Regions from separate parts of the Homo sapiens genome. Here region 1 is linked to region 2. A link is an interaction called in ENCODE POLR2A ChIA-PET data of the cell type or tissue named here. Cell type or tissue: A673. All regions are shown on one strand. Each heading gives the region's core, and the rest is flanking DNA. Links, peaks and the distances in the headings are about the cores only.

Evidence for each region. Peaks named below come from ENCODE experiments on the same cell type or tissue, not always from the same donor. Only the 100,000 strongest peaks of a DNase experiment are listed, where the experiment ranks them.
Region 1: POLR2A ChIA-PET joins it to region 2 with 8 read pairs; 1 of 35 experiments calls an interaction of 5 or more read pairs at or near these places.

The regions. Positions count from the first base shown.
Region 1 is chr17:54,996,487-55,012,487 of GRCh38, reverse strand. STXBP4 (syntaxin binding protein 4) reads right to left here. Exons shown (of 18, transcript NM_178509.6): 5 at 13,037-13,143; 6 at 12,646-12,856; 7 at 11,605-11,680; 8 at 4,891-4,982. Among named protein-coding and RNA genes, the nearest start is that of STXBP4, 36 kb to the right of the region's middle. In A673, for the core only: CTCF peaks have their summits at 6,521 and 6,731; a DNase peak (open chromatin) is centred at 6,767.
Region 2 is chr17:55,200,553-55,216,553 of GRCh38, reverse strand. It overlaps a transcript of STXBP4 not described here. Among named protein-coding and RNA genes, the nearest start is that of HLF, 56 kb to the left of the region's middle. In A673, for the core only: no CTCF peak of the experiment used is centred there; DNase peaks (open chromatin) are centred at 8,103, 8,333 and 9,093; H3K27ac peaks cover 3,825 bases.

The sequences.
Region 1 (16,001 bases), core at 4,896-8,895, 200 kb after region 2:
GTGGAAGTCTTACACTGCTGGGGTCATCAGAAAGGAAAGAAAAGGGAAATAGAAGGGAACTGCCAAGCAGATATTGAAGCAAAAAGAGCTGCAAGGCAGGACCCTCCATTAGAAATGCTTATAGAAGGAACCCTACTATGGGGTAATGCCCTCCGGGAAACAAAGCCCCAGTACTCAGAAGAAGAAATAGAATGGGGAACCTCATGAGGACACAGTTTCCTCCCCTCAGGATGGCTAGCCACCGAAGAAGGAAAAATACTTTTGCCTGCAGCTAACCAATGGAAAGGTAACCAATGGTGCACTGTGAAGTGTGCCAAAGAAATAATCCCCTGCACTGCAGGCTATACATTTCAATCCCTGTATCTTTAACCTCCTTGTTAAGCTTGTCTCTTCCAGAATCGAAGCTGTAAAACCATAAATAGTTCTTCAAATGGAGCACCTGATGCAGTCCATGACTAAGATCTACCGCGGACCCCTGGACCGGCCTGCTAGCCCATGCTCTGATGTTAATGACATCGAAGGCACCCCTCCTGAGGAAATCTCAACTGCACAAACCCTACTACACCCCAGTTCAGCAGGAAGCAGTTAGAGCGGTCGTCGGCCAACCTCCTCAATGGCACTTGGGTTTTCCTGTTGAGAGGGGGGACTGAGAGACAGGACTAGCTGGATTTCCTAGGCCGACTAAGAATCCCTAAGCCTAGCTGGGAAGCTGACCACATTCACTTTTAAACACAGGGCTTGCAACTTATCTCACACCCGACGAATCAGGTAGTAAAGAGGGCTCACTAAAATGCTAATTAGGCAAAAACAGGAGGTAAAGAAATAGCCAATAATTTATTGCCTGAGAGTACAGCGGGAAGGACAATGATCGGGATATAAACTCATGCATTCGAGCCACCAATGGCTACCCTCTTTGGGTCCCCTCCCTTTGTTATGGGAGCTCTATTAAATCTTGCAACTGCAAAAAAAAAAAAAAAAAGAAAAAGAAAATAAACTCTTTGATCCCACAATACTTAAATTAACTGAAAATTTTTGAAAAATACAGAAATGACGAACTCAAAATTTCCCCTCTTTTGGGGAGAGGTACATATGATCAAGAAGAAATACATTAGCAATGTCAAAGGTTCTGATTCTTAAGTTGGGTGATGGGTAAATGTGTGTTTTATTATTCTTTAAACTGTATGTGTATAATACATACATTCTTGTACATGATTAATATTTTAATATAAAGAAATTTAAAAAAAATTAAAAAAAATAATGCAAATAAAGTGTCTATCACAGAAGGTGCTCAATATATGGTAATTCTTACATTAAGTAATAAAATTACACAATGCAATTAACTCAGTGTACTTTGATATAGAGCTAAGCTTAGTAATAAATGACAGTTTTGTTGAAAGTAAAATTCACACTAGAAGAATACCACATGTCATGTTAGGTAAGCTCTTAAATTTAAGTTGGAAGTAACATGTTTTATCAAAAAGTAGGTCTCATATGTAAGCAGAATATGTATGGGGAAAAAAGTAAAACAAAAAGTTGGTTCCAATAATTTATTAAATGACTAAGGTCATCTTTTAATCTGAAGCAAAAATAAAAGTTTGTTAATTAGACAAATAAATGTGCTGAAGTTTTTCTGATGTCTGAATGATGAATTTTAAAAATTACTTTGTTACAATATTAGTCACACACCTTTCAGCCTAATACAAAGAATATTTCATTAACTATAATGAGACATTGGGTATGCCATTGCTCTCTACAGTTTTCTTGAAACGTTACAGAAATGGCAAGAGGTAAAAGTAAATATCAGCGAAATGGCATCCATATCCCAAAGCATCTTCCATAGGTATAAATATACAGATAATGCAGAGGTACGATATTTTGATTTCAAGCCAAGCAATAAATTGTATCCCTATTTGCTAAGTTTATAATGCATATTTATAAGTTTAATATTAGGATCAAATGAGACATATACTATTCATACTTTGAAGAAATATATCACTACAAATAACTATGCTGAAATAACATTAAAATATCTGTATATTAAATCATTCTCAGAGTATTCACAGAAAGAGGCAAATGTAAATCCATTTTACAGACAAGGAATTAAGAAATAACTAGTTCAGTGTTATAAATTTCTCTACTTAAACCAATAAAATATAAAAGAATTCATGACAATGCCACATGTATATATACATATGTCTGAACATATATATGTTTGTATGTGTGTATATATATATATATGACATTGTCTTGACAGGTAATTTCCTTAATCAAATTCTAACCTCTCTGCTTTCCTTAAAAATTGTACTGGGTAGGCTAATTACTTAATAAATTCATAATTAGTAAACATCCTTTCCTTGTGAAATTTTATTAAAACACCAATTTTCGAGCTGCCACGTGTAATGTTTATAGAAGATTAAAAAATATACTATTTTATTTTATTTTATTTTAAATACCTGATCACATTGGCCTTATTTATTACTGAATAGGAATGTGTTAAAACGTAATGGACAACAAAGTTGAATCTGTCTACAAAGTAGCAACCAAAAGAGAAGGACCTATTTCAAGCTGAGATGATACTGATATTATGACATTAATATCAGTATGTGCAAAACAAGTAATAGCTTTTACTTGTGTTGTATTGCATCAGTAATGCAAAACAAGAAGAGTAGCTCAAGAAATAATTTGGGTGGATAGATGCTAATGTAGATTTCACGAAAAAAGTTATTAAGAGAAATATAGTTTCAAACTGAAAAAAAAGAATGCTCTACTAAATAAAATTAACAAGTCTATCTTGATTAAGAGCAGAGGCTGAATTTATATCAAATGTGGGTTTCTTTGATGTAAAACTGGCATTTTACTTTTCCACAAAAATAATTTGTTAAGGCTTAAAGGGGAACCAAAACTGGAATTCAGATTTAATGGCCAAGCAACTCATATTTCTCAGAATCAATACAAATTTCGATTTTCATACCTCAAAGAATATTAATCAGATTAAAAATAATATCATGTGCTAGAAAAATTTAAACTAAGTAAAATAACAAAGTCTGTCAGGTAAAGCAGTTAGCTGGATAAATTTCTCCTTATCCAGAAGAATGGTATTAAATCTTGGATGTTCAGAAATGTATACTAAATCAATATCATTGAATAATTATTCATTTTTAGATATGTAATTGTCATGCTTTTAAACTTCAAACACTCTATTTTTGAAAATATTACTATTAACTGATTGCAGACCAAGCGTTAGCCAGAACTTACATTTTAGCCACAAACATAAACACACGTTACAAAAGATACTCAGGATTTTGAAAGTATAAAGGAGACATCTCAAGTATCTAATTAATTGGAAAATTTTATGGAGCACGAAGCAGCTATTTAAACACTAATAGGTGCTACAGGGTCTGCGGTGAAGACACTTATAATTTCATTGATAAAACAAGATATAGAAAAGATTATAGGGCACCAAAAAGTGAAGGTAAGTGCTACTAACGTGCAAAAGAAGGCAATGTTGGTCCGAACTATAATAGTTAGCAAAGTCTGAATGAAGGAGATGGAACTGAATGACAAAATCCAGGACATGCTGCCTCAAAGTATGGCACTTTGGTGTGCAAGAAAACAGCAGAAGCCGGAAGGTCTTTCTTACCTTCTCTCACCTTTTCTCCCCTGAGGTGGGCCATAAAACCCAGCTGATCCTCCCCTAAAAGTAGATTAAAAGACCCTCATTCCAGAGAGGACCTCCCTATACCTAGAGGAAAGGAAATATCTTCAACTCTGAAGACACAGAGATGTTAAGAATCTGAACAAACAGGCCTTGCTATGCTCCCCCCAGTTTATTACCATCAGATTACACCCTTTTGTGCTCCAATTACACTTCTGTATGACTGTTCATAAAAATACAGTTTTCCCTGTTTCTTTGGGTTTTCATTTCTGAAGGTTCTCATGTCAGGTAAAACATACATTAAATAAATCTGCATGCTATTTTCTCGTTAATCTGTCTTTTGTTATAGGTGTCTTAGCCATGAATCTACCGATGGGTGAGAAAACTTTTCTCCCCTATGTGAGTTAGAATTTAGATAAGATTCAAATTGGCAATGAGAAAGGACTATCATAGGACCAAGCAAAGGTGTGGATATGGGAATAAACAGATTGTGTGCTTTATTTTAGCTATGCATTTTTATACTCTTCCTAAAATGTAAGAATGCTTTATCCTCAAAAACTGACTGGAAGGTAGAGTTTGTGGTCTTTCAGCAGTATATCCATTTTACATCAAAAAAAAAAAAGGGGCTTATTTTTCCCTTCAGATCCCTGGTAACCTGATAAATGCTTTCGAGTGCTTTTCTGCCTTTAATTTTTCTTTTTTAATCATCTTAAGTTTCTTTTACATGAGAGTCTCAATGTTCCACTTTCCCCAGGACTACTTTTCAGTGCTTTAGTATACTGCCACCATCTTTCTATATTTAGTGGACATCTGACTATTTTGTTCTTTAAAATTTTGTTTCCCTTTACTTAAAAAAAATTGAATAATGGACTATTACTTGATTGTGTTTATTGCCATTATGAAGCCTCGTCTACTTTGCCATAATTTGTTACATCTTTCCATTTATTCTAGACTGTAAAAATCACATTTGTCTTATTCTCCGAGGAGAAAACTATTTGATCCAAATGCCAATTTAGTTATGAAAGATTTTATTTCTATTTTGTACTAGTGAACCACCATGAACTACCAAATTCAAATGTGAATTAAATAATTTAAATCCAAACTGCCATTCATTTAATTGTAAATAAGTAACTTCAAGAAACTAATGACTCCAGTACTTTATCCTCTCAAAGAAGGAGAATACTTCTTTCCTGTTTTTGTCTTATGGAAGAAAAATGAAAATTTAAAGGTTTTACCATTTCCAGTTTCTCTGCCTTAAAGCGAACAGAGGGATTTAGGGAGATCTTTTCTTGTAGCCCATAATTTTCAGTCCAGGCAGAAGCAACATCTAAGAGACAACAGGGTGCACATTAATTGGGAACTTAATTGGAATCGAAATTTTTATTTGACAGGATATGTTCTGAGTTCCTGCTGTTCAAAAATAATTCTAGCTAATCAGTTAGCAGCTTTTAGTTTTGTTTGCATAATTTTTTTTTCTTTTCTTTTTTTTTTTTGGAGGGGGGACAGAGTCTCACTCTGTTGCCCAGGCTGGAGTGCAGTAGCACGATCTTGGCTCAATGTCTGCCTCCCGGGTTCAAGTGATTCTCCTGCCTCAGCCTCCCAAGTAGCTGGGACTACAGGTGCATGCCACCATGCCTGGCTAATTTTTGTATATTTAGTTAGAGACAGGGTTTCACTATGTTGGCCAGGCTGGTCTTGAACTCCTGACCTCAGGTGATCTGCCTGCCTCAGCCTCCCAAACTGCCAGGATTACAGGAGTGAGCCACCACACCCGGCAAGTTTTCATAATTTTTTTAAGTCTAAATTTTTTATATAAGTTGGCTTTACTTAAGTCCTAAGATATAAGAGTAGGCAATTATGCATTGTGAAGTCCCACAGATATATTAACTTAAAAGACAAACATACATCCCACCACTACTACATCACCACAATGCCTTAAAAAGATAAAAAGTCTTTTTGTTCAAAGATGTTGGTATTTTTTCGACTGGCAAAAGTGTTTTGTGATGTGTATTCTGGAAGTACTCTGGAAAAAACCATAAATGCAAGTCATTTCAAGTTTGCACATAAAGTATAATACAGATTCTGTACTTTGAGCTAAAAATCTTATCTCTTATTTTAAAGACAGGTTACATTTCAAGTAGCATAAATGAATTTGCAAGAGCTAAAAGTCATACACTTCTTACCCATTTTTCTACATCTTCTCAATATACCCTGATTATTTAAATGAGCCTTTGTCCTTAGTGCATGAATAAAAAAGATGCTACAAAAGACCAGAACTTGAAATACTGTACGTTTTAATATGCCAAAGTTTGTAAAACAAATTCCTGTAATTCATATTGATCTTACTATCTAAATTGCCACTATTCTAAATACACTTTTAAATGATATTTTACTAGTTCTACATAGAAACAAGAGGAAGAAGAAAAATCTTTGGAAAATGTCACATCTTTATGCAGTGTTTTAATTTTTTAAAATTTCTCAGAGCATCTGTCTCTAAGTACAAAATGATTTGCATTCTCTTAAGAACATAAGAAGTGCATATGAAAATAAATAGTCTTCCTCTAAACCTTTAACACATCCTTAACATTCTATGTAAAATCTTTAATATAGCTTATAGGTGTCAAGATCATAAAAAAATGGATGCTGACTTTTAGCTTCAAATGGAATTAAACTTTGAAAAAGACTGATTTTAGTATTAAATAGAATTTTTACAATTCTGATAAAAGTAAGTGAATCTCCTTTGTAATCATGATACCTAATTGTTGGCTATGAAATTAAAAATAATATATACATAGTGTATATATATACACACACATATACATATATACATATATACACATATACATATATGGGTATGCATATATATACACACATACACATATAATTTTTTTATATACATACATATAATTTTTTTCCTCTCTTAAGAGAAATCCTGTGCCAAACCTAAAGTGTAGTATAAAGATAGCATGGAGTGGAATGATATGGAAGACCAACCAGCAGATAACTTTATTTTTCATCCTTTAAGGTTTGGATATGTGAAGCTTGTCAATGACTTCCAGCTTGGTGTTTGGTCTGCAATTAAGGCACATTAACACTAGGTGGACCCAAGTGAACCTGATTATGGTCTCAAAGACTAAACCTGGGCTTGAATTATTCATTTCAAGTGTTAAGTGATTGGAAGAGTTGCAGAGGGGAGAGCAAGGGGGAGAGAGGAGAATGAGAGAAGGTGAGACAGGAACACCTACAACACTGACACACTGAGGAATGTGTTCTCACTTACGTTTTCCTACATCTAAGCATAAAAATTTGCTATCTCTAACAGTGAAAAGAACAGAAGCTCCTATTTATGCTTACTTCTATCTAAACAGTAAACTATGTACCTATATAAGCTCATTAATCTTCAAAATGACCACAGTGACCATAGGTGTTATTATTCCCATCCCAAAGATGAAAGACCAAGGCAGGAAAAGGTAAAGAAATTAGCCTAGGTTACACAGCTAGTACATTATAATGTCACGAGTCTAATCTCTTGTGACTCCAGACCAATGTTCTTAAGTGTGTTCAACATCTTTCATAATCAGTTTGCTCATCTATAAAGTAGAGGGAATAAACCAGACTGCCTCATAGGAGTTAGAAGATCAACAATATCATAGAAAACTACTGTGAAAACTTATGCAGTATTGTTAATATCAACACAGAGACACTGTATTATAAGGAGATTTAATGTAAAATTACACTAACCTTCATTTAACAATATGCAATCAGGGCTTAACAAAATCTTGTTTTTTCCAGACAACTTAGACCTTTACTTTTGAGTTAAAACCTTAAGAGGGTCTGTGTATAACTCCAGCACACTTTGTCAATTCAGAGTAACTTTACCTGAAAGCCCCTCATAGAAGTTTTCCTCATCTGCCAATGACATCTCTCTATCCCAGCTCCAAGCTCTTTATTTGCTCCTTTCTGGGGGAGTGAGTTTTTCTAAGTATGGCTTATTATTCTCTTGGCTCTCTCTCCTTCTTGTCCTTCTCCTTCTCCCCACTTCTTTTCCTTCTCCTTCTCCCTCCGTCTCCTTCTCCTCCTCCTCCCCGCCTCCTCCTCCTTCCCCCTCCTCCTCCTTCTCCTTTCTTTAGAGGCGTCTTGGTCTTGCTCTGTCTCCCAGGCTGGAGTGCAGTGGCCTAAACACAGCTCACTGCAACCTCGACCTCCTGGGCTCAAGCGATCCTCCCACCTCAGATTCCCAAGTAGCTGGAACCACAGGTGTATGCCACCATGCCCAGCTAATTTTTTAATTTTTGTAGAGACAGGGTCTCACAATGTTGCCCAAGCTGGTCTTGAATCCCTGGGCTCAAATGATCCTCCCATCTCGACCTTCCAAAGTGCTGAGATTATAGGTGTGAGCCACCATGCCTGGCCTCTCTCGGATTTTCTGTTCCTATCCTCTTTGTAGCAGCAGAAGAAAAGGAATGTTTTGTAAGGAAAGGATCAATACAATTTGCTTAATACCATGAACTCTGAATGGATATTTTTCCCCATAACTATTTTGCTTCAGTTTCAAAAGACTTGGTCTAAAGGAATTAAGGCTTTACGCGCTATTAGTAAAGTTAAAATAATGACTGTATTTCTTCATGCAACAATTCTTTTTTTTTTTTTGAGATGGCATCTTGCTATGTCACCCAGGCTGGAGTGCAGTGGCATAATCTCAGCTCACTGCAACCTCTGCCTCCTGGGTTCAAGGAAGCAATTCTCCTGCCTTAGCCTCCCGAGTAGCTGGGACTTCAGGCGTGCACCACTGTGCCTGGCTAATTTTTTTTTTTTCTATTTTTAGTAGAGACAGGGTTTCACTATGTTGGCCAGGCTGGTCTCGAACTCCTGACCTCAAGTGATCTGCCCGTCTCAGCCTCCCAAAGTTCTGGGATTACAGATGTGAGCCACCGCACCTGGCTGCAACAATTGTTTATTGCTATCCTTAGAAATGTCTTTAGTATATTGTTAGCTCACTTACAAACTCATGTGTTATTCAACTTATATATAGCACTAGTAAACAACTCTGGATTTTGAAATAAATTTCTGTATAATAGCATCATTTTTAAAACATTTAAATATTATGTGGATTTTAAAAATTCTAACCTATTTTACACTTTGGGATGATTTTTAGATAAGAACAGAAATAGAACTATCTAATTACATTTACTTTTGTTGAGGTTAACATTAAAATTTGTTTATATTTTTTGTATTAGCATCAGGTAACTGAAGAAATCTAGAAGTGATGGTTAATTTCTGATTTGTAACAATCTATAATTAGGTACTTATAATATGCAAATCACAATGTATATAAGTTATCTAGAGATAATTTAGAGGTGATTTTGCCTTTTTTCCACTCCCCAGAAATATCTTGCCTACTACATTTATGTAGAAGAAAATGAGACTGAGTTGATGCACTTTCTACTCTAGAAAAATGTTCCGTCTTAATTGTATTTTAATATTTACCTATAACTTACTTAAATATATTTTTCACTAACCTATTTTTCTATTACAAAATCTACCACTATTCTTATAGCGACTGGTATAAATTTACCTGAGTTTATTCATTGTTAACAAGATCTCTGCTCTAATCACACCTGACTCTTAGAATCATCTGACATCTAGCTCATCCTTAGTTCTATGCTTTTATTTGTGGTGCTTCCTTAACTTGAAACGATCTCCTGTGTTCAGTTATCAATTGATGTTTACCACTTTTTTCAAGATTTGGATAATGTCTGACTTTTGCCAAGAAATTTTTCTTAATTTCTGCATATTGTGACAGATTCCTTATTATATACTAGTTTTTGGGGTCAAGGGGAGGACATAAAATTGAATCAAGAATTGGAAGCTTTCCTTCTGCTCTATAAACATGACCTAGAATATTATCTGAGCTACACTCTAAGCTATAGGTTCCATATTATTAGTAACAGGAAAATTTAGTAAGCATATACTATGCACTAATTACAATATAAGTGCTTGACATGCAAGATCTTGTTTAATCCTCATAACAACTCCTTGTAACTTGTAACTATTTCAAGGTTACAGAGCTAATAAGATGAAAGCAAGAACCTGAACACTGAGTCTGTATTCAGAGCCTGGTGGTAACCACTGTGCCTTCCTTATACCATACTCATAGCACTCACTACTTCCTTCCTTAGGCCTCTTTGTTCATGTCTTTACATAATTTGTGTAAATGTGTTATTCATCCACAAGACAGAATGCTTTTTAGAGTAACAAAACCACCCATATCCTGCTCTGATTAACACAAAAAACTGCAAATAGTAGCTGCTTGATAAAATAAACATACACACACATCTATAAACAAATACATGCATATAAATTAGAATGTTTCCTAATTTCAATAATTATAATTTTTAGCCCCATGTTTTATTTCACAATATACTATTAAGTATCTCACAGAAAATATCCTAATTTCTTCATAATTCCCGTTGTACTGTATTCTACACATATAACATAGTAAAACCTTACTGAATAAAAGGTTAAAATAGGCATTGAATAGTTCAATTACTTTAAAAGTTAAAAACATGTTATATAATTATTAATATTTTATAATATCAAGGAATAAAGGGTTCTGACTTCCATCATCTAGCAATTTTGATGCTCATCTCATGACTGTTTCATTTGTCTTTTTCTTCTCATAAGGGTTCCCAGTTTAAAATAAATACAGTACATGCAGAGACTGGAAATTAATTATGTAAGAGGAATAATGCTATAAAGTTGGTCAATAAATCTAAGTAAAAGGTAATATAACTCATGGCTTAAGATTGCTATTAACCCACTGGTAAATACCACCCCAAATCGGAGGAAACTACTGTGGAATATAGTATAAACTCCTGTAAAGATTGGTAGCTATTGAGCCAGGCACGAGCGGTGGCTCACGCCTGTCATCCCAGCACTTTGGGAGGCCAAGGCAGGCAGATCACGAGGTCAGGAGATCGAGACCATCCTGGCTAACATGGTGAAACGCCATCTCTACTAAAAGTACAAAAAATTAGCCGGGCATGGTGGCAGGCGCCTGTAATCCCAGCTACTTGGGAGGCTGAGGCAGGAGAATGGCGTGAACCCAGGAGGCGGAACTTCGACAGAGCAAGAATCCATCTCAAAAAAAAGATTGGTAGCTATTTAATTTAAATTAATGCTTCCTTATTTTTCAGTTCTTATATAAATAATGCTATTAAAACAAAATTAAAATATACAGGTAAAAATTTACCTTATAATTAGGCATATATAATTAGTTTTTCAGTTATGTTTAGTCTTTTTATCATTGTTGTGTTTAACTTTTGGAGATAATTTCAGGGGGCTTTTTTTCTTCGTATTGATCCTGTAAGCACCTTATAGCCACATAAAAATCTTTATTTTACATTTGGCTTAGATAATTAACGCTTTATTGTTTTAAAAAGTCAGTAAATCATTTTATGGTAATTAAGAATCAATAATAATGAATTAACAATACTGACACCCTTTATAATTGATATCCATATGATTTCTTCCAAAAAAACAAGATACATTTCTTTTCTTAAGGTATGCTCCCTTCTATAATGTGTTTTCCGAAAGGTGTATTTAATATGCCTCATCAGTATTGCACTAAAAGGACATGGCAACCTAATCTTGATCTTTATAGAAGACTTTCCATTATTTGATTTAAACAATTCATTAATTATTACAGCTTCATAAACACTGTTATGACAATGCATCTTTTGAAACTTCAACTCTTTGTTCAGGGAAATATCTAATAAAAGTCATACTTTAACAGGGCCCAACGGAAAGACATTATTTTTACTTTTTCGTTCACTGAAGGAACAAAGACATAATTCACCCTTCTTCAAAGTCTTAAGTCACATTACACACTCCTCATTGAGAGAGAATTGAAATAAAAAACAGGAAATAGAAATTAAATGTGTATTTACCTGTATTAGACAAACCCACAGTACTGTTTTCTGAAGTAATTGGAATCTGTACTGTTTTGTTGTATCCAGTTTTTATCTGTGAAAGAAAATGAGGAACATGCAATGTCATTTACTAAAGTAGGTCACTTGAAGCCCATGTTAACATAAAAAGAATGGTTAAAGAGATTAAAGTAATTATCCCTCAAATATGAAACCTCTAAAATTTTGGTATATGCATCTTCAAACAAAGCAATTCAGAATTAAAGGTAACAATTGCTTTCAGCTCTACCACATCCAAGGATAACAAAATATAAGGCCACTCATCTTGTCTTTTAAAAGTATTATAGCTCCAAGTGACAAAGTATAAGGGGCTGACAGAAAATCTTATACTCTGTCTCTGTTCAGCATGTACCAGAGACTGAAGTTACCTTTGATGAATTTTATTCTACTGACTAAAAGCTTAAGTTTCCTATTTTACAGCTAACACAGATATAAATAATACACACTTTATTCTGTAACTGTAATTTGTTCAGATAATATAGCAGTTAGTAATTGAGTATGTTAATTCTGATATAGAAATTCCCCATTTTGTGTGATTCTACTTGGGTGAACTATAGCATGCACACATGAAGGAGCAATACCTTCTTAGATTGGATGCCTGGGATTAGCCTCACTGTGTGGGAAAGAAGCTAAGGAACAAAAAGGAAGATGGCCTCACTTCAGTCAAGCAGAGAACAGAAATGGCAAATAACTAAACCAACTGAAACCAAATATGACATTCTTAACATAGTTTTGAGTGATATCTAGGCATATCTTTGTGGAACCATTTTGTCATGCTGGTATTTTCTAACCAATCATGCTCCTGGACACAGGACATGCTGACTTAAAATATGTTTATTGAAAACACAGCATAAAAATTTTAAATAGAAAAAAATCTTTCAAAGAAATATTAATTTGTTAACAATTTTACTGAAATAATTCTATATGTACATAACCAATGTAAAAATGTATAGGGAATTTATGGAGTGCATATATAGAGAAATTTAAGATTACCTGACTTACCTCACAAGAAGATAAAATGTCATTATTTGTTTTGGGAGTGGATGAGGTCTTTGGGATTAGTATTTCAGGAGGAGAAGAAAAAAGACTTAATGTTGAGGCTTGAGGTCCATATTCTCCTGAAGCTTCTATAAGTGATGTACATGACAGATTTTCTGGCTGAATGTTGTCGGATTTTTGTCTTATGAATGCTATCTCCCAAGCAGATTCTAACCTAGTACTAAAAAGAAATCACTTTATGGATATGCTATGAATATAGTACAACTGAAATCCAAGATAATGTTTCAGATGTTATTAAAAAATACTTATTATAAAGTACTTAATACATCTTAAATTACTGCTTTCAAGGAGACATTCTAAATGACTCATTCTATCTCATGGATAGTATAGTTACCTCAACTTGGCTCCGGTAATTATGCTTTTTGCTTCTTCAAATGATACACCAATCATAGATTCCTTGTTGACTGAGACAAGTTGATCTCCTGGCTTCAAACGACCATCCTAACAAAAACAGTAACATTTATAAAGGAACTAATGAGGTATTTAAAAAAAAATTAATTGATGTAATTAAAGCAATGAAAAGTTTTCGTGAAGAATGCCTTCAAAAAGAGTAAAAAGTAAAATCTTAGACAACCTCAGTAGCAAAATCTCTTGATTAAAGTCTGGTTTGGTAACATATATTATGAGTAAAATGGAATGGTTCATGTATTGCATGAATAAATTTACGTGGTAAAGAATTCTTAATATGGTAGGTAGGACATAGGCCAGTATACCAGGAAAAGGGACCTGTTTTAAAAACTGAGCACTATGGGGCTGATAAAGCTCTGACTCTGTGATAAAGTGGGCCAAATAACTGTGGGATATTTCACAATACAAAACTCATTTATTTTATTTTCTCTGCATTCCTACATATGTCCTCCCACCAAACTGTTCAATGTGTGTGTGGATTTATCCCACATTGAGATTTTTAAAACTTTAGTCAAGGGTTTTTAAAAAAAAAAAATTAAATTTTCAAAATTTTTTGTAGAGATGAGGTCTCATTACATTGCCCAGGCTGGTCTCAAACTCCTGGGCTCAAGCAATCTTCCCACCTTGGCCTCCCAAAGTGCTCGGATTACAGGTGTGAGCCACTGCGCCTGGCCAAGGATTTTAATTATATTGATCCTACCCATATTTCAGCATAATCTTTTTTACTATACCTGCTATCCCCCTATGATTAAGGCCTAGTTGGCTGTGCATATATTGTTAGCCATATCCTGCTAATAATGACAATTCTAACTGGCTGCCTGGTGTTGCCTTTGCTAAGGCCTGGCTTGCTCACAGCTAGCCTAACTGAGTAAGACAGAGCATATCAGGAACAAGAGTTAATGTGGTTGTTAGATATGTTAGATAAGTTTCCCAGTTTTTGTCTTTTCTTTTCATTCAAACTAGAAAATAAAAATAAGCTTTCTTCTTTTACAGTTCCTAAGGTATTTCCCTATTTATCATTAATTAGTACAGTGGTAGAAACCATTATTTTTATAACTACAGAAAAAGCTTATATGGTTAAAAAGGGAGATTTTCACCTTGATGGTACTTAAGTAACTTCCACAAATTCAAGAAAACATCTTTCTTTAAAGTCTTATCTACTAAAATATATCCCTTGGATACTGATCTTTGATCTAAGCTGTATTATTTGTAATAATGGTGATTCACAGTTATTTTACTCCTAAATAACAACAGGTATTATTATTTTTTAAAAAGACATGAAGTACTATCTCTTTCACTGACTAAAGAATATATAGGAAAACAACAAAATTGACATAAAACATTCATGAAAGGATTTTATAGAAACATATCTCAAATAGTGTGTAAAAGATTATATAATCTAGATGCATAATGACCCTATCCTACTGAAATGTAAACATTATTTAAAATACTTAAGCCAAAAGAGTCAACTTAATTTTTAAAAATATATAAGCCAGGCACGGTGGCTCACATCTGTACACCCAACACTTTGAGAGGCTGAGGCAGAAAGATTGCTTGAGCCCAGGAGTTCAAGACCAGCCTGGGCAACATAGTTAGACCCCATCTTTCAAAAAAAAAAAAAAAAAATAGCTGGCACATGTCTGTAGTCTCAGTTACTCAGGAGGCTAAAGTGGGAGGATCACTTGAGCCCAGGAGGTCAAGGTCATGACTACGCCACTGCTCTCCAGCCTGGGCAATGAAGCAAAAATCTGTCTCAAAAAAAATATATATATATATAAAATATATAAAATATATATATATTTATATTATATAATATATATATTTATATTATATATATTTATGTTATATATATAATTTAAAAAAAATTTTTGATTTTATGTAAATATGTGATTAAACATAGTTAGCAAAGTCAGACAACATAACATGCAGTGTTAGTACAGAAAAAAAGTTCACATGAAGGCAATTTAGCCCATCTTGTATTAAAGTACACTGATGTATAGAAGCTGCATTTTCTGGCAGGAAGGGAGTCAGAAAAGAGAAGAAGAAGAATGCCTTCTGACTATGACTTCTGGTGTTTACATATTTTTTCTTTCTAAAAAGTATTCATAGCAGTTAGTTTTTTTCTTTGCCTCCTAGAATAAGATCTTAGCTGATCATGTGAATTTCTGAACCTGTTTAAAAGTCAGAACCTGCAAATGAAAACAAAGCTATTTTTGTAAGTCTGGCATTCGAGTGCATTCTGCCCCAGATGGATTAATGTATATGTGAAGATACTAACTTCAGAGATATGTTGAGACCTCTTCCACACAGTCTAGATTCCAATTCAGCAGTTACAGAGCAACTACCTGACATGGGAGGCAATGTGCCAAGCACTTTCATATGCTGAACTTCAGATCTGAATTCTTTCACATTGACATTCATGTAGATGTTGAAATAATAATATATTCCTGACCACATAAACACTTCTGTTAAAAACGACCAGTACTATTCATTTCTATATTGACTTTGGTATATAGTTTTCTAAATAATACATTTCAATATTATGAGAAACCATCTATACAGCCTAATTCTGACTTAACTAACTCATTATACCTAATACTAAGGAATAGTCCTTCTGTAAGCCTTAAGATTCCTTTCCTGTACTTTTACAAGATGTAGACTGATGGTGACCTTCTTTTAACTCCAGTTATTACTGTGAACTGAGGCAAGTTGTTCAGCTTTTATGAACCTCTATTTTCTTAGCTGTAGAATGGGGATAAATATATGTAACACAAGGTTGCTATAAGAATTAAGTAACATATGTAAATTATAGCACATTATACGTGTTAAATAAGATGAAGTGAATGAGACTTCCATATCTGTTGTGGACAATTTTCATACTGATAGCAAAT
Region 2 (16,001 bases), core at 6,233-10,232:
AGAATAGAGGAGCTGTGTAGCTTCCTCCCCAGATAAAGCCTGAGGGGGTGGCAATGCTTTAGAGAAGTCCCCTAGCCCTGCTTTGGAGAGTAGCTGTACAGCATAAGTGGGAATAAGGCAGGTCTAGGCAGGGAGGGCTTGAGATAGCATCCCCCCACCCAATAGGCTCTTATGACATCTGAGAGGCAAGGGGCAACGTCCAAAAGTTCTACATGCCCCTTAGAGGGACCTAGAGTGGCTGACAGTATGCTAGCAGTGGCGGATCTGGGGGGGTCTGCAGCAAACTTGATTCTTGCCTCCTCGGAGGAAGGAATTTGGCTGAGGGGCATATGCCAGAGTGAGAGACCGAGGAAAGTTTAAGAGCGGGAGTGGGAGTTTATTTAAAAGTTTTAGAGCAGGAATGAAAGGAAGTAAAGTACTCATGGAAGAGGGCCAAGTGGTTGACTTGAGAGATCCAAGTGTGCTATTTGGCCCTTAACTTTGGGTTTTATACATTGGCATGGTTCTGGGGTTTCTGTTTCTCCTCTCTTCATTTTTCCCCTGGATCAGACTGTCCGCATGCACAGTGGCCTGCCAGCACTTATGAGAGGCTGCAGTGTGTTTACTGACATTGTATGCATAATCACTTGAGGTGTTTTTCCCTTACCAGTCGAGTGTTCCTAGCGGAAAGGTCATATACTGGTTAAAATCTGCTATTTTGCCTCTTAGTGCACATGCTTGAACCCACTTGCCAAACTCCTGGGATCTTACAGGAAGCTGCTGATCACCAGCTTCAGGTGTTTTCTATCTACTGGGAGAATGCCTTTCCCTGGTGCCAGCTGTAGCCAATCATTATTTCAGCTAGACAGGATTTTTTTTTTTTTTTTTTTTTGAGATAGGTCCTCACTCTGTCACCCAGGCTGGAGTGCAGTGGCTCAATCTTGGCTCACTGCAACCTCCACCTCCCAGGCTCAGGTGATCCTCCGGCCTCAGCCTCCCAAGTAACTGGGACTACAGGCACATGCCACCATACCTACCTAATTTTTGTATTTTTAGTAGAGACAGTGTTTCATCATGTTGGCCAGGCTGGTCTCAAACTCCTGACCTCGAGTGATCTGCCCACCTTGGCCTCCCAAAATGCTGGGATTACAGGCATGAGCCAACATGCCCGGCCTCGCCATCACCTGACGGTTGCCTAATGTTCTTAGGAGTGGGTGGCAGTAGCAATGGGGGGGTGGGCTGGGGGGGCTCTCCTGCCCTGCTCATATCTGCCTAATTACCTACTCTAATAAGATTTGCTTACCCAAGAACTTGGCCATCAGAACAAGAAGGATGGCTTCTGTGCTCCTACCAATGGAAGGTAAGGCAGGACAGAATATGCCAGTGTAAGGGTTCCCACCCTCCAGGCTGTGGACCAGTACTGGTCCGTGGTCTGTTAGGAACCAGGCTGCACAGCAGGAGGTGAGCGGTGGGTGAGCAAGCAAGCATTACGGCCTGAGCTCCGCCTCCTGTTAGATAAGTGGCGGCATTAGACTCTCGTAAGAGCGCGAACCCTATTGTGAACTGTGCATGCAAGAGATCTAGGTTGTGTGCTCCTTATGAGAATCTAATGCCTGATGATCTAAGGTGGAACAGTTTCATCCCAAAAGCATCTTCCCCTGCCCATCCCTGTCCATGGAAAAATTGTCTTCCACGAAACCAGTCCCTGATGCCAAAAAGGTTGGGGACCACTGTGCTAGTAGATACAGAAGGGACCCAAGGCAATGACCAGAGTTTATATAAGGGGAATTATATCCCAGCAGATTCCATCAGATATAGGTGGAAAGCTGCAGACCAGATACCCTATCCCACCAAAACTCTCCCCATAGTTAGATGCTACTTTGGGGGTGGGTGGGCAAAACACCCACCCCCAAAAGCTAAGTCTTAGCTTGTACTTCCTGGAAAGACACTAAGTCACTAAGTCTTAGCTTGTACTTCCTGGAAAGAAAATCAGCTAATTGACTGAATTTATCTGCATGGAATAGATGGTTTGCTACAATCTATTCAGATAGAATGAAGGCCCTGACTAGTTATGAAGCTGAGTTAGAGAACAATTTTGCAAAGTTATGTTCTTTGCGTTCATGAGTTTTATGGCCTGGTAATTAATGTCCACTCTTTCCGTTAGGGGTTCTCCCTGGCAAAGGCCCTGCTCAGAAACCATCAGATTTTACTTGATTTGAGCTCCTTTACAGGTTTCTTAAACAGGGGAGTTTCATCTGACATGGATGCTTTAGTTGTAACTCGGTCCATAGATGGAACAATGGAGCAGATAACCTTAATGGTCCATCCTTTGATTTACTGGTTTGATTGGGCACTTTTACAAATATCTTCTGCTATGTAAACTTTCTATGATTAATTAATTGGATTTCAGTTTCCTAAACTGCTCGACCATCTTCATGATTTCTTTTCTTATTTATTATTATAAAAATATTAAAATGTAAACAAATGCAACTGTTATGTTGAACATAGGAACTGGAAGGATATAGCAGACAACAACCTGATTCCGTTCTTCCCCCTGCACTGCACAGTCATTTGGAAGGGCACATTCTTTCCTACCCTTTTGGATACATTCCAGGAAGGGCCCTGTAATATTTCAGGCCTCTTTGAGATAATTAAAAACTCTTTGGGTCACTTTAATCCTGTAAATATTCTCAGTCCAGTTCAAAGTCCAAACTGCAAATTTAAACAAAAAGCTCCCATTTTCTAGCTTTGGGTGAGCGTTTCTATTCCTTCACCCACTTGCTAATACCATTGCTAATACTTCCAGAGTCAAAATGGGTAGGGACGAGGGTGGGAGAAAGGAGGTGGCAAGTGGGCAGGGAATGTCTTCTTTGATTGATATTGTGCATTGCCACTCTCTGGGCTCTGAGATGTTTTAAGGGCACTTTCTCTTGAAATGCTTTGTGGGTACTTTGCAGAACCCCTAACACTAAGGAGATTCTCTGGTTTTCTCACTTCCAGTTTCCTTACCTGGAGGATGTACACCTGGACTTCTCACACTTTTTTTTTTTTTTTTTGAGACAGAGTCTCACTCTGTCACCCAGGCTGGAGTGCAGTGGTCTGATCACGGCTCACTGCAGTCTCCAACTCCCTGGGCTCAAGTGATCCTCCTGCCTCAGCCTCCCAAGTAGCTGGAACTACAAACATGTGACACCACGCCCAGCTAATTTTTAAAATTATTAGTTTGTAGAGACGGGGTTTTGCTGTGTTGCCCAGGCTGGTCTTGACCTGCTGGCCTCAAGCAATTCTCCTGTCTGGGCTTCCCAAGGTGCTGGGATTACAGGCATGAGCCACACACCTGACCTGTTCAAGTCTTCTTGTGCTGCCAGATAGCCCTACTGGTTCTTACCTGGTCCCAGGAAAAACAGATTTCTTAGATCTGCTGTCGATGGGGGGCAGTTTCTTCCCAACCACCGCATCTACTCTCTGCTGGAGGCTGCTGTGGCTTCTGTCCTGTAGATGCCTCAGGCATGAATCAGATTCTACACCACGGTGTCCCCAGCTCAGGACACACACAACCAGTTTTCTGAGTGGCCCCAGTGGAGCTACTTTCACTTGACTTGAGAAGCAAGCATCCTACACTCTTCCTTAGGGTTCATGCGTGTCCTCCGTGTGTTGGTGGGGTGGTGGTAGAGGGGATAGATGAGATGAAGCACGCACACTGCTCTCTCTTCTAAAAAGTCTCTAATTTGCAAACTCTCCCCACCTCTCCAGTTTTAATCCTGATAGATGCTCAAGAGGATAACAGGATAAGCATCATAAAAATGATTCTCAGCTGTCTCCTTTGATAATCCTAGAAGGTGAAGTATCTCTCACTTTGGAATAAAGCATGGACACCTATGGACTTAGGTTTTCAGCCATTTTAACAAACAGTGAGAAGATGTAATAAAATATATTTTTAACAGCTAGCAAATACCTAGGAATAAGTAAACATGTATGGTATTAATGATAGAAGTGTACTGAGATACACAAAAGAGAATGCGAATAAATTGAGACATTCCATATTTCCAGATAAGATGACTAAATATTATAAATACAATAATTACGATAATAACCATATATTGAACACTAAACATGTATCTGCCACTATGCTAGGCATTTTTAATTTTTAGCGCTTATAATCTATAACCTAAGAATTATTATCCTCATATTTCTGGAAGGAATATAGATGGATTCATTCAATAATTTATTCATTCTTAACAGATAAGTATTTATTGAGTGCCCATTTGTGTCACGCTGGAAAGAGACTATGAATGATGACACCATGACCCTATAGTCCAGGGAAGAAAACTGAAGCTAGGGAGGATCAAGTAATTTGCCCAGGGTCACATAACATGAAAATAGCAGACAGTAGATTTGAACTCTTACTTTAGAAACTTATGTTCCCAAGTGCTAAGTATAGAAACAGCATTCCCCGGCAGGGCGCGGTGGCTCATGCCGGTAATCCCAGCACTTTGGGAGGCTGAGGCGGGTGGATCATTTGAGGTCAGGAGTTCGAGACCAGCCTGACAGACATGATGAATCCCGGTCTCTACTAAAAAAAAAAAAAATACAAAAATTAGCTGGGCATGGTGGCATGTGCCCGTAATCCCAGCTACTCAGAAAGCAGAGGCAGGAGAATGGCTTGAACCCAGGAGGCGGAGGTTGCAGCGAGCCAAGATCGCACCACTGCACCACTCCAGCCTGGCAACAGAGCAAGACTCCGTCAAAAAAAAAAAAAAAAAAAAAAAAAAAAACAACAAAAAACAGGAAACAGCATTCCCCAAACTAATTTGTAGGTTCAGCATGATTTCAGTAGGACATTAAATCAGTGGGGAAGCTTGTCAAATGGATTCTGAATTTCATCTGAAAGGACAAACATGAGGATATAGTTAAGAAAATATAGAAAAAAATTAAAACAAATGTGAAGCATCGGATATCAAAATAAATTACCCAACTACCTTAACTTTTAGGTAAGCTGCAAAAAACAATAGGGAAATAAGTGGAACAGAATGGAAAGCTGTAGAATCATAAATAATGTGTGATGAAAGAAAATTTACAAATAACAGGAAAGAGAATATTCAAAAACTAGTACTGAAGTAATTGCATATTTGAAAAATTCAAGTGAGAGTCTTACTTTACACTTCCCAGGAGATAAATTTCATGCAGTTAAGCTGTAATCCTAGCTCCTCGGGAAGCTGAGGCAGGAGTATCACTTGAACCCGGGAGGTGGAGGTTGCAGTGAGCCCATATCTCGCCACTGCACTCCAGCCTGGGCGACAGAGCGAGACTCCATCTAAAAATAAACAAATAAATAAATAATAATAAAAAAATTTGCAGTGGACACACATAAATCAGCATGATTGAAATGAATGATGCTCAAGGCTGGTGCGGGTGGAGTGAGATCTCAGCCTACCTCCCCTCTAGTGGGAGCCATACAGTGACAAATTTCATGGGGGGGGGCATTTCACGATAAAAGTCCTAAAAGTTTTAAAATGAGCACCTCTTTGAACATGAAAACTCCATTTCTAAGAGTTTAAAGACATAGCTGGTCTCAAGTTTATATTTAAACAACGGCTACTTCTCAGACGTACTTAAAATGGTGATTAATTAGACATAATCTTTACAAACAACGAAAGGGAACTCTTAATGATGATTTATGCCTGACTATGGTGGGATATTATATAGCCATTTAAAGAAATATTGTTTTCAAATAATAGTCAGTGGCAGAAGCAATGATAACAATATAAGATCATATGAAAAAGAGCAGGGCCCATATTTATGCATAAGGCAAGATACCAGTTTTACAACACATGTGTGTTCTTGGGTTTGTGTGTATATATCTTTATTTAAAAATATTAGAAGGAAATACACATAGTATACACAATATCTGTGTATATTTTAAGTGGGGAAAGATCTACCTGTCAAGAATCAGTTTCATCTTTCTAATTTTATGATTTTATACTCTAATGAAAACATTTTAAATTGGCACACTGAGTAAAACCATCCTCTTATTTGTGGCATTTGTTATTTCTCTTTTGAACTTTATCAAGAGAAGTAATACAGGCCTCTCAGATGGCAACCTGCCAACATCACAGAGCAGGATTTTAATGAATTCCCTCCTTCTGAGGCCTAATTTAAGCCCAATTTAAAGTAAACAAAACAAACATATTACTCCATAAAGGGGAATGAGCGCTCCTTTGTTGTGCAGACTTTGAATTTGAATCTCTTTAGAAAAAGAAAAATAGAGCAAAAAATGAGCTTAATAAGCTAGACTTCTCTTCTGCTCAGGCTTTTCTCATTAGGGTTTAATAACATAAAATGCCATTAAAAATTTAGATTTATAATATGGTGTATCTGTGAATTAGTTTTCTTCTCCCTGCATGTTGGGAACAAGTGAATATTCCAGATGCAGGGGGTCCTGCTTGGGAGATAATCTGTGGTACATCAGTGGGCTCGGTCCTTTCCATTCTCCTTCTTTCTCTCCCACTAAAGATATATGCACACGCAGACATGAACATGCCTGCATGCACACATGCACATGTGTGTGCACACGCATGAACATGCTCACATAGACGCATCCTTACCCTAACTTGTGTTGTAAACACAAGTTGCAATGTTAGTATAACCAGGGATGCCCAACCTTGCACACTCAGCCTGCCTCTTGGTGAAGCTCCAGATTCCACAGAATGAAGAGCCTGATTCCAAGAGGAAAATCCCCTCGGAAGAGGGAAGTAAATGGTGGGATGCAGAGCCATGTTCTCAGAAAGCCGAAGCTATCTTTCAGCCCATGATGTGACCTGGGAGACAACAATGACATGAAGTCCCCTGTTGTCCACAGCATCAGCATCAGATATGAAACAGCATTGACTAGTTGAGCACGTGTCCTCAGCTGCTCGCCCTTATCCAGAACAGGTGGACTGTACTTTAAAGACAATGGCCATGGTAAGGGAGGCATGTGTCTGCTACATTTTGTTTCTTTGAATTTCCACCTTATTCTGTAAAGTGGCTATTTTCATCTCAGATGGACAGATGAGGAAAGTGAGGCACAACTTGCCCAAGTAGTGTGTCTAGGGCTTGACTCTGACTCCCCAGCTCTGGCCCTTCCTTCATGCCCAGCTCCTCCCAGCTGAGGGGACAGGTTTGGATGCGCCTCAGCTGGGCCTGCGTATGAACTGGCATCTCTGCTGCCTCTGACCTGGTTCTAGCACAATCCTCAACAGAGAAGACCTACTCTTCTCCCAGCTCGTTTCCTTCCCCAGATGAATTGTTAGAAAGAACTTTGTTCATAGGGCATTTTCTCTTGGATGCCTCACTGGGTCTCCTAACACAGTCACTATCTGTCCGTCAAAAGTGGAAAATAAACAGTTATTTTTTTTTAATCTTCAGACTCCTCTTTCAGCCTTCTCTTCCAGATTACTTTCCATCCCACCTCTTTTATAATGTAAGACTTAAATTTTTAAAAAAAATTTTTTGAGATGGAGTCTTGCTCTGTTGCACAGGCTGGAGAGCAGTGGCATGATCTTGGCTCACTGTGGCCTCCACCTCCCAGGTTCAGGTGATTCTCCTGCCTCAGCCTCCTGAGTAACTGGGATTACAGGTGCCCACCACTATGCCCGGCTATTTTTTTTTTTTTCTGTAGAGACAGAGTTTTACCATGTTGGCCAGGCTGGTCTTGAACTCCTGACTTCAAGTGACTCACTCGCCTTGGCATCCCAAAGTGCTGGAATTACAGGCGTAAGTCACCGTGCCTAGCCTTAAAATGTCTAACTTATAACTGAAACTTGTTTACACAAATATACCATCTCCCTGCAGGTCTGTTTTATTTTCAAGATTCTTGCCTTTAATTGTGGAAGAATAAGCTTTATTCACTACTCAAAGATTTGCAGGATCATAAAACAACATGGTTGTATTCTTACTCCTCTCCTTTCCCTCCCTCCCTCTCTCTTTCCTTCCTTCCTTCCTTCCTTCCTTCCTTCTTCCCTCCCTCCCTTCCTTCCTTGCTTCCTTCCTTCCTTCCTTCCACCAACAGGGTGACCTTTGTGCAACTCCTTTGTGCATAACAGTACTGATTTTTCACGTTGTACCTATGTAACTATGAATAGCACCCACTTTCACTATCAGAAGTGTCCTGATTTGAATGATAAATTATATGATCTCCCAACCCATCCAACAAGCATTTATGGAACATCTTATAAACACCTACACAGCACACCGTACTGGGTGCAACAGGTGCACAAAAGCAGTTCACAGTCTGTAGTCAAGTCAACAACACTGTTTCTCTGCCTGTCACTTGGGCACTGCTATGAAGTGCTATGAAAGATTAAATTGCCATGGATTTCTGGAGGCAGACTTCCTTGTTTTTTAAGCCAAGCCCAGATTAGAACTTGGACTAAATTGACCAAAGAATTTCAGTTTCCTCATCTGTGAAAAGGCTGTAATTATGAAGCTGTGGAGAGGATTAAAACACATTATGTTAATAAGGCATCTAGTATAGCCTGGTACTTTGAGACTTAAGACTGCCAGCATTTATCAATATTTTATTATTATTACTACCATTACTATTTTATTCTTTTCTTAATTACAAAAGAATTGCATGGTTATTATAAGCAAATTCAATAATACAGAAATAGAGTGAAAAGTAAAAGTTACCATTCACACTGGCCTGCAATTCTACTGCAGAGATCACCGGCGTTAACACTTTGTGGGTATCCTAGATCTTGTTCCGCTCAACAAACTACATGTGTTTGCACACGTGCGCACGTGCGTGCATGAGAGTGTGTGTGGCATAAACGGGACAGAGTGCTAAATGGGATATTTCCTATTGTTTCAGATTTGCAGTCAACGCATTAAATTTGAAAACAATTGGTGATAAGGGTCCCCGTATTCTAAAGAGAAGCACAAAATACACCCCATAGGATTTTCTAAAACAAAGCAAATGGAGACCAGTGACATAAATACTAACAGCCTAGTAAAAGTAGACTAGAAATCAATTTGAAATAAGAGTATTTGAAGGGAATTTGTAGGAGTAGAGAGGTCGTTAGCTTTTCTCTCCTCCTCTGTTTCAGGCCCAGTTAGGGGGCTCCCTATGTGAATAGCTCATTCCTGTGTGGGAGGAAATGGGCACTCTATTCCTTGGCCGAATACCTGCTGAGCTGGGGTATTGGAAGCTCATCCTGGTCAGGGCACTGAGGTGGACTGAGACTGGAGGGTTATATGGGGGAGCCTCGAGTGTGTCTGTGGGAGTTGGGGTGTACATGCCTGTAGTGACAGGTGACTATTTTCCTGTAGGTGAAGACTGAAGGCAGGAGTCTGGCTAGGGCTGCCCGGGATGGCACATCCTGGGGAGAGTCAGCAGTTTGACAAGTTGTATATGGTGGAAAAAGAATGTGTGAGCGTCATGCGTAGAGATCCACTGGACTTTAGACATCTTGACAGAAATCTGCTCCAAAGAGTGGCCTGTTAGGGTGGAGGGACCCCAGAAGTATGAGCTTGTAGGGTGAACCACTGTGAGAAGTTGCAGGAGGGTAAGTGGAGAGTGGCTCCCTCAGTAATGTTGAAGGTTCCCATAAAGGTTTCCATGAAGGAGCCAGAATTTAGATGCCTGTCATGACAGATGGGATTATCACAGCCAGCACTGGCTGAGTAAGACATTTTGTCCTTTTCCTTTGACACCTCCTTTTTTTTTTTTTTTTTTTTCTGAGACGGAGTTTCCTCTGTTGCCTAGGCTGGAGTGCAGTGGCATGATCTTGGCTCACTGCAACCTCCCCCTTCCGGGTTCAAGAACTTCTCCTGCCTCAGCCTCTTGAGTAGCTGGGACTACAGTCACCCACCACCACACCTGGCTAAATTTTGTATTTTTAGTAGAGATGGGGTTTCACCATATTGGCCAGGCTGGTCTTGAACTCCTGACCTCAGGTGATCCACCCGCCTCAGTCTCTCAAAGTGCTGGGATTACAGGCATGAGCCACCGTACTCAGCTGACACCTCCTTTTTCAGGACTTGACCCTGTTGGAGTCATCAACAACGGTAGGAGGAAAGAAAGGAAGAGTGTAAGAGAAGACATTCTCTCTACCCCGCTAGGATTAGGATTAATCCTAGAAACTAGGATTAGGCCTGTGCTGGCAAGAGAGGAGAAGTTTTCAATTGGATGTGAAGTTGAAGTTTTCATTTTACTGGCTGGATTTCTTAATAGCTGCAAGTGATCAGAAAAGAAGCTTTGGGATTTGCCTGATATAGCAGCATATGAATGGGGTTGGGGGGCATGTAAACAATCACCCCACAGCCATTTTCTGTTGGTTACTGGGTTCAGCTCTCTCAACAAGCCCCTTGCACACACATACACAGACACATACACAATATATATATGTAATAATTCACAATAGTACATAGACACCTACACACATAATGTATATGGAATAATTCACAGAGGTTTTTCAAAGACATCATACTATAAAATTTTTATAATTTGCTTTTCTCACTAATCAATATAGAGTTTATGATAATAAGTATAGACCTGCCTTATGCATTTTAATAAGTATATAATATACTATTTAATATATTCACGAATATTTAATTAACCATTCTTTTACTTAGGGACATTTAGGTAATTTCCAATTTTATACTGCTAGAAATAATGCTTCAGTATATGTCTTTTACCCAAGTGCCAATATTTTTGTAGGAGGAAACTCCTAGAAGTGAAATGATATGAATGTTTTAAAGTTTGATAAATATTGTAAAGTAGCTTTCCATAAGATTTGTACCAGTTTGTCTTCCCACCAAGAGTATATGAGATCCTATATTTTCACAGCCTTGCCAAAAATATATATAAATATTTGTCAATCTAAAATATTAGAAAACTCTTATTTTGTTTCTCAGATTTTTTTAATACAATGAGGTTGAACATTTTTCAATGGGTTTATTGGCTATTTCTAGTACCTTTTATGTAAATTGTCTCTTCACCTGTCCCACTTTGTGTATATGTGTGTGTGTGTTTGTGTGTGTGTGTGTGTGCATTTGTCTGCTGTTTATGTCTTTCCCAGTTTGTTGTTTATATGTTTACCTTTTAACACTGCTTATGGTATCTTTTGCCCTATACAAGTTTTATATAATGTAGACAAATCTGTCATTTGTTTTTACTTTGTGTGCTAACCTACGAAAGGCTTTTCTACTTCAACATTATGATTGTTTGAATCTTTAGATCTTTAATTCATCTGACATTCATTTTATATGATGGCAAATGCTTCCTTTTATATAATATTTAAAAAGTACTATAATAAATATATAATATAACCAACATCTCTTGATACCTTTCTCTGTTATATAGATCTATTTCTCTATTCTTGTCTCACTGTCATGTGGTTTTATTACTAAAACTTTATAATATAAAGACAAATTCTCCTGAATTAAACAAAAATTTCCTTGGCTATTCTCTTGCATTTACTCTTCCAGATAAAGTTTAAGATTTATCCAGTCAAACTCCAACATAGTGGAATTTCACTTCTGGCCATGGCAAGCTAATTTGTTTAGACAAACTTACCTGCTAAGAACTACTAAAAAGGGTGGACAACATATATATAATATAAAATAGTATGTTTGGTAGTTATTCAATAGTTCTTGAAGGTATTGGAGAACTGCCAAGACAGTAAGAAATATAGATGTATATGTGTATGTAGCTCTAGATTGATACCTTTTTGAAGGGGTATGTGTGTTTGTGTGTGTGTGTGTGTGTGTGTGTGTGTGTTTAATCTTGAAGGCATTGAAGAGATACCAATGCAGCCAGTACTTGAGCAAGCAGAAACCCAGAGAAAAGTAGGTTCATATAGTTGAGCCCAACTGGTGTCATTTGGTGCCTGAAAAACTAATTAGAGTTTTCTTTTTTATTCATATAGGAGAGACATTGCTAAAAATTGAGATCAGGGCCCACCAAGGGGGACTAAGGAGGGATTAAGGTGAGTAAGTGATCTACTTTTATTGTGACTGTTGTCTCAAGCAAAAGTAAATTCTTCCTGAGAAAGATAATATCTTTTATAGCTCTGATTATCTGTGTAATTTTTTACACACAATATTTAGAGTTCAATTTTTAAAACCTGGCAGGCAAAAAAGGTAAGAATTAATCAAAAAGCACATAAAAAAGCAGATCACAGAAATAGCCTCACAAGTAATCTATATGTTAGAGTTTATCAGGAATAAACTTTAAACTGAGTATAATTAATACATTCAAGAAATTGGATGACAAAATGGAGAATTTAAGCAGAGAACTGGAGACTATGAAAAAGAATAAAAAAAACTGTAGAACTAAACAATATAGTAACTGAAATTAAGAACTAAATAGTTTAACACCAAATTAACCACAGCTAAAGAGACAATTAGTGAACTGGAAGATAGGTCAGAAAAAAATACCAAGAATAATACAGCAAGAGAATAGCATTAAAAATAGAAGGACAGGGGAACATGATGAAAAGGTCATATATACAGCTGAAGTCCAAAAAAAAGAAATAAAAAATAAAATAGAACAGAAGAATGTCTAAAGAGATATTGGATGAGATTTTCCAAAAATGACCCCAAAAATCAAATCACATTTTCAAGAAGTGCTATAAACTCCAATAATGAGTAACAAAGAAGAATATCTCTGTACAGAACACACTAAAACTAATAATTACCAAAGATAAAGAGAAAAATCTTAAAACCAGTGAAATGAAGTAAGAAAAAAAAGATCACCTTCAAAGGCACAAGAAAGACTGATGGCCAACTTCTTAACAGAAATAATGGAAGCCAGAAGATAATGAAATAATGACACTAAAATCTTGAAACATATAGCATTCCTTTCTTGAACACCTTTGGTCAGTTTGTGAAATAATCAGTTCTATTAGAGGATGTGTATGATTGGTAGAAATTTTCCTCTTATATTGTGCTAAAATGTATCTGCTTATAATTTTCACTGGGTCTAGTTTTACTCATGTTAATTTCAGAGAATTTAGAATTTCAGGACTTTTGGAGCTAAATTTTCCTCCACTTGTTTGTGTAGGATAATTTTCAATAACTTCTGAAGTTTGAGAAACAATTTTCAAACTCACCTTAGATCCCCTACCATCCACCCATTCTACAAACAATGAGCATCTATTATGTAGCTGTCGTTTTTTTAAAATGACATCAATGCAATGATAACTATGACTTGCTTACTCTCCATGAGGAGCTCTTCATAAAGAGGGTGGAAAAGACAATAGACAGTTATTGCAATGCGCTGTGATAACTTCAATTATAGGTGTAAACATAAGATTCTATTCGAGTATAGGGCAGGAACATCTACCTCAGCACAGGGGAAGAGGACCTAGTTCCTAAAGGAACAAAAACCTGATAGGATTAGGAGTTAGCTATATTTTCCTTTTTGGAGGGAAAAGCAAAACAGGTGTTCTAGAAATAGAGACCCATATGTGCAAAAGCATAAAGAAGTGAAAGAGCATGCCATCTGGTCTTTCTGCCTTTTTCTCAACTACAGCAGATGAGCTCCTTCCTGCAGCCAGGAAATACAACTTCCAGCAGCTCTAGAAAAATATTGCTCCAGTTTAGCAAACTTAGTGGAAAAATGAAGCTTTTTCCTATAGTCCAATGATCGTTTTCTGGAGACATGAATGCTGAATGACCTTTCTTGGCTCTTATGCCCATCCTCCAGACTACTTAAAGTGTTAAAGGAATGTAGTAAAAAGATTGAACAACCTTGAAGCATGTACCCAGCTTTTGGGGAAGAACAAGAAATGATTAGAGAAAGATCAATAATTTCCATCACCAATGGAATCACATAAAGTCAGGGAAGGTAGGATCTCAAGGGATAAGATGCTGGTCAGAAATAAACCACGCCTATTAAACAATGCCTATTAAATCCTTTCAAGACTATCTTCAAACCCATTCTCAAGAGCTTTTCTGTGTTCACATAGAAAGAGCATAGAATTGGCAGTCCGAATTCCTGGCCAGTTTTATTCCTCTTACTACCTGTGTTGCCCTGAGCAAGACACCCTTTAAACCAAAACTTCTGTGTTTATAATAATATGTGCAGTGTCATACTGGTTAGGTTTTCACAAAATTAAATGACATCATTTAATTAAATGTCATTTAATTAAATGTCATTTAATTTTGTGAAATTAATACCTGTGGTATTAATAATAAACTAATACCTGTGGTAACAGGTCCTACCTGTTTAGTCCTACTCAATACCTGTTTATATTTCCTTTGATTTTATCTTGGACTCTCAAGCATGTAAGGGATCAGACCTGGGGGTGAGAAACATATATATATGAATCAGGTGTTCAAGATTGAGAGACCATAAGAGCAGACTGTGGAAAGGCTGAGTTGGTAGAGGAGGAGTAGAAATTTGAGTAATGGTGAACAAGAGGATATGAGTGTGGGGCATAAGGTGCCCTAGCTTGTGAATTGACTCTGGCACTATGTGTGTGTGTGTGTGTGTCCCATATCTACATGTCTTGACTATATTGAACAAATTAAAGGTAAATTATTGTACTGATATAAATGATACTAAAGAATAAAGGACAAGAGAAAAGGAGAAACATTCAATTCCACCATGTAAATGTAATTTCATCTTTGTGAATTGTTTACTGTTTATGCTAATCACCCTGCAACATAATAAGCACTCTTAACATTATGAAGTATGTTTCAGATTAAATTTGCTGCAAGCTGCATTTGGTGACAAAAGTTAACTGTGTTCATGCATGCTCAGCCTTGCTGGGTTCTTGCTCGTGGAGCATAGTTCTCTGCTCAAACATTTAAATGTGAAAGAAAAACTGCTGATGAAGCAAATACAGAGAGAGCAGATCTCCTAGTGAGACTTACCTTGGTCGTCCCTGTCTTTGCTGTGAACATTTCCTTTGCTACGACCTTAGCAGTAACGTCTTGATTGGACTTCTTTCCTGGAATGTATTCAAATTTCCTAGGCATGCTGAGAAGAGAATTGGAAGCTGATGGGAATGAGAAATGCTGTAATTACTAGGTATCTTAATATTGAAAAAGAAATTTGATCTTTAAATTTATTTTTATTAATAACACAAGACACTGGCATCTTGGAACGTAGCTCTTCTCTTTTTGCTTCCCATCCCTCCCTTTCCCTCCTTTCCTCTCCTTCCCTCCCCTCCTCTCCCCTGCTTTCCTCTCCTCTCCTTCCTTCCTTTTCCTTTCTTAATTTTAATCTTCATTGTTTGAATAAAACATAATACTCACAATAACAAAATAATTTTGAAATGGATATTTATTATTTAAATAAAAACAGTACAATCATTATATAAAAATACCAAAGCTTAGCTGACTTTAACATTGCACTTGCGATTATCATTTTAAATACCAGTGTGACTGTGGAGGGGAAGGCTGTTTCTGCAGCCACAGCTTACCCGCTGCCATGGAAACATCTGGGCTGCAGAGTTAACAGTGGAGCTTGTCAAAAAAATCAACTTTGGCATGGGGAAATGACAGTGAATGGAACATAATTTTGACCATGGGGAAATGTCCATTAAGCAAAGCATGTGTAAAACTGTCTCCAGACAGAGAGAGAGACAAAAAAATATGGATGAGTCTCCTCTCTGTAACCATCCTTAATAAGATGGATAGCAATGGACTCCCAATTGGGTTAGAGAGAGAGAAAGGCCTGTTTACTTCACCTCTTCCATTGTCTTTGTTTATGGTTTATTTTTTGTTTCTAACATATGCACTATGTTTGTTAATTGTTAAAAATATACACTGAAAATAGATTTTCTCCAGCAAGTTAATTTAGCTGTACATTCAATCAAATTGGAAATCAAAGTATATTTCTCCTTCAGGGTAGATTCCTCTGAAAATCATCTCCAGACTTTGGCAAAGAGTAGCGTGACTGCAAGACAGGGAGAAGAATGAGGCAGGGAGGAGGGTAGGGTGAGGAAAGACCAGTGAATTAGATACCTGTGGGCCTGGGTTTGAGTCCTACTTCTGCCCCTTATTAATTTGTGATCTTGAGCAACAAAGAA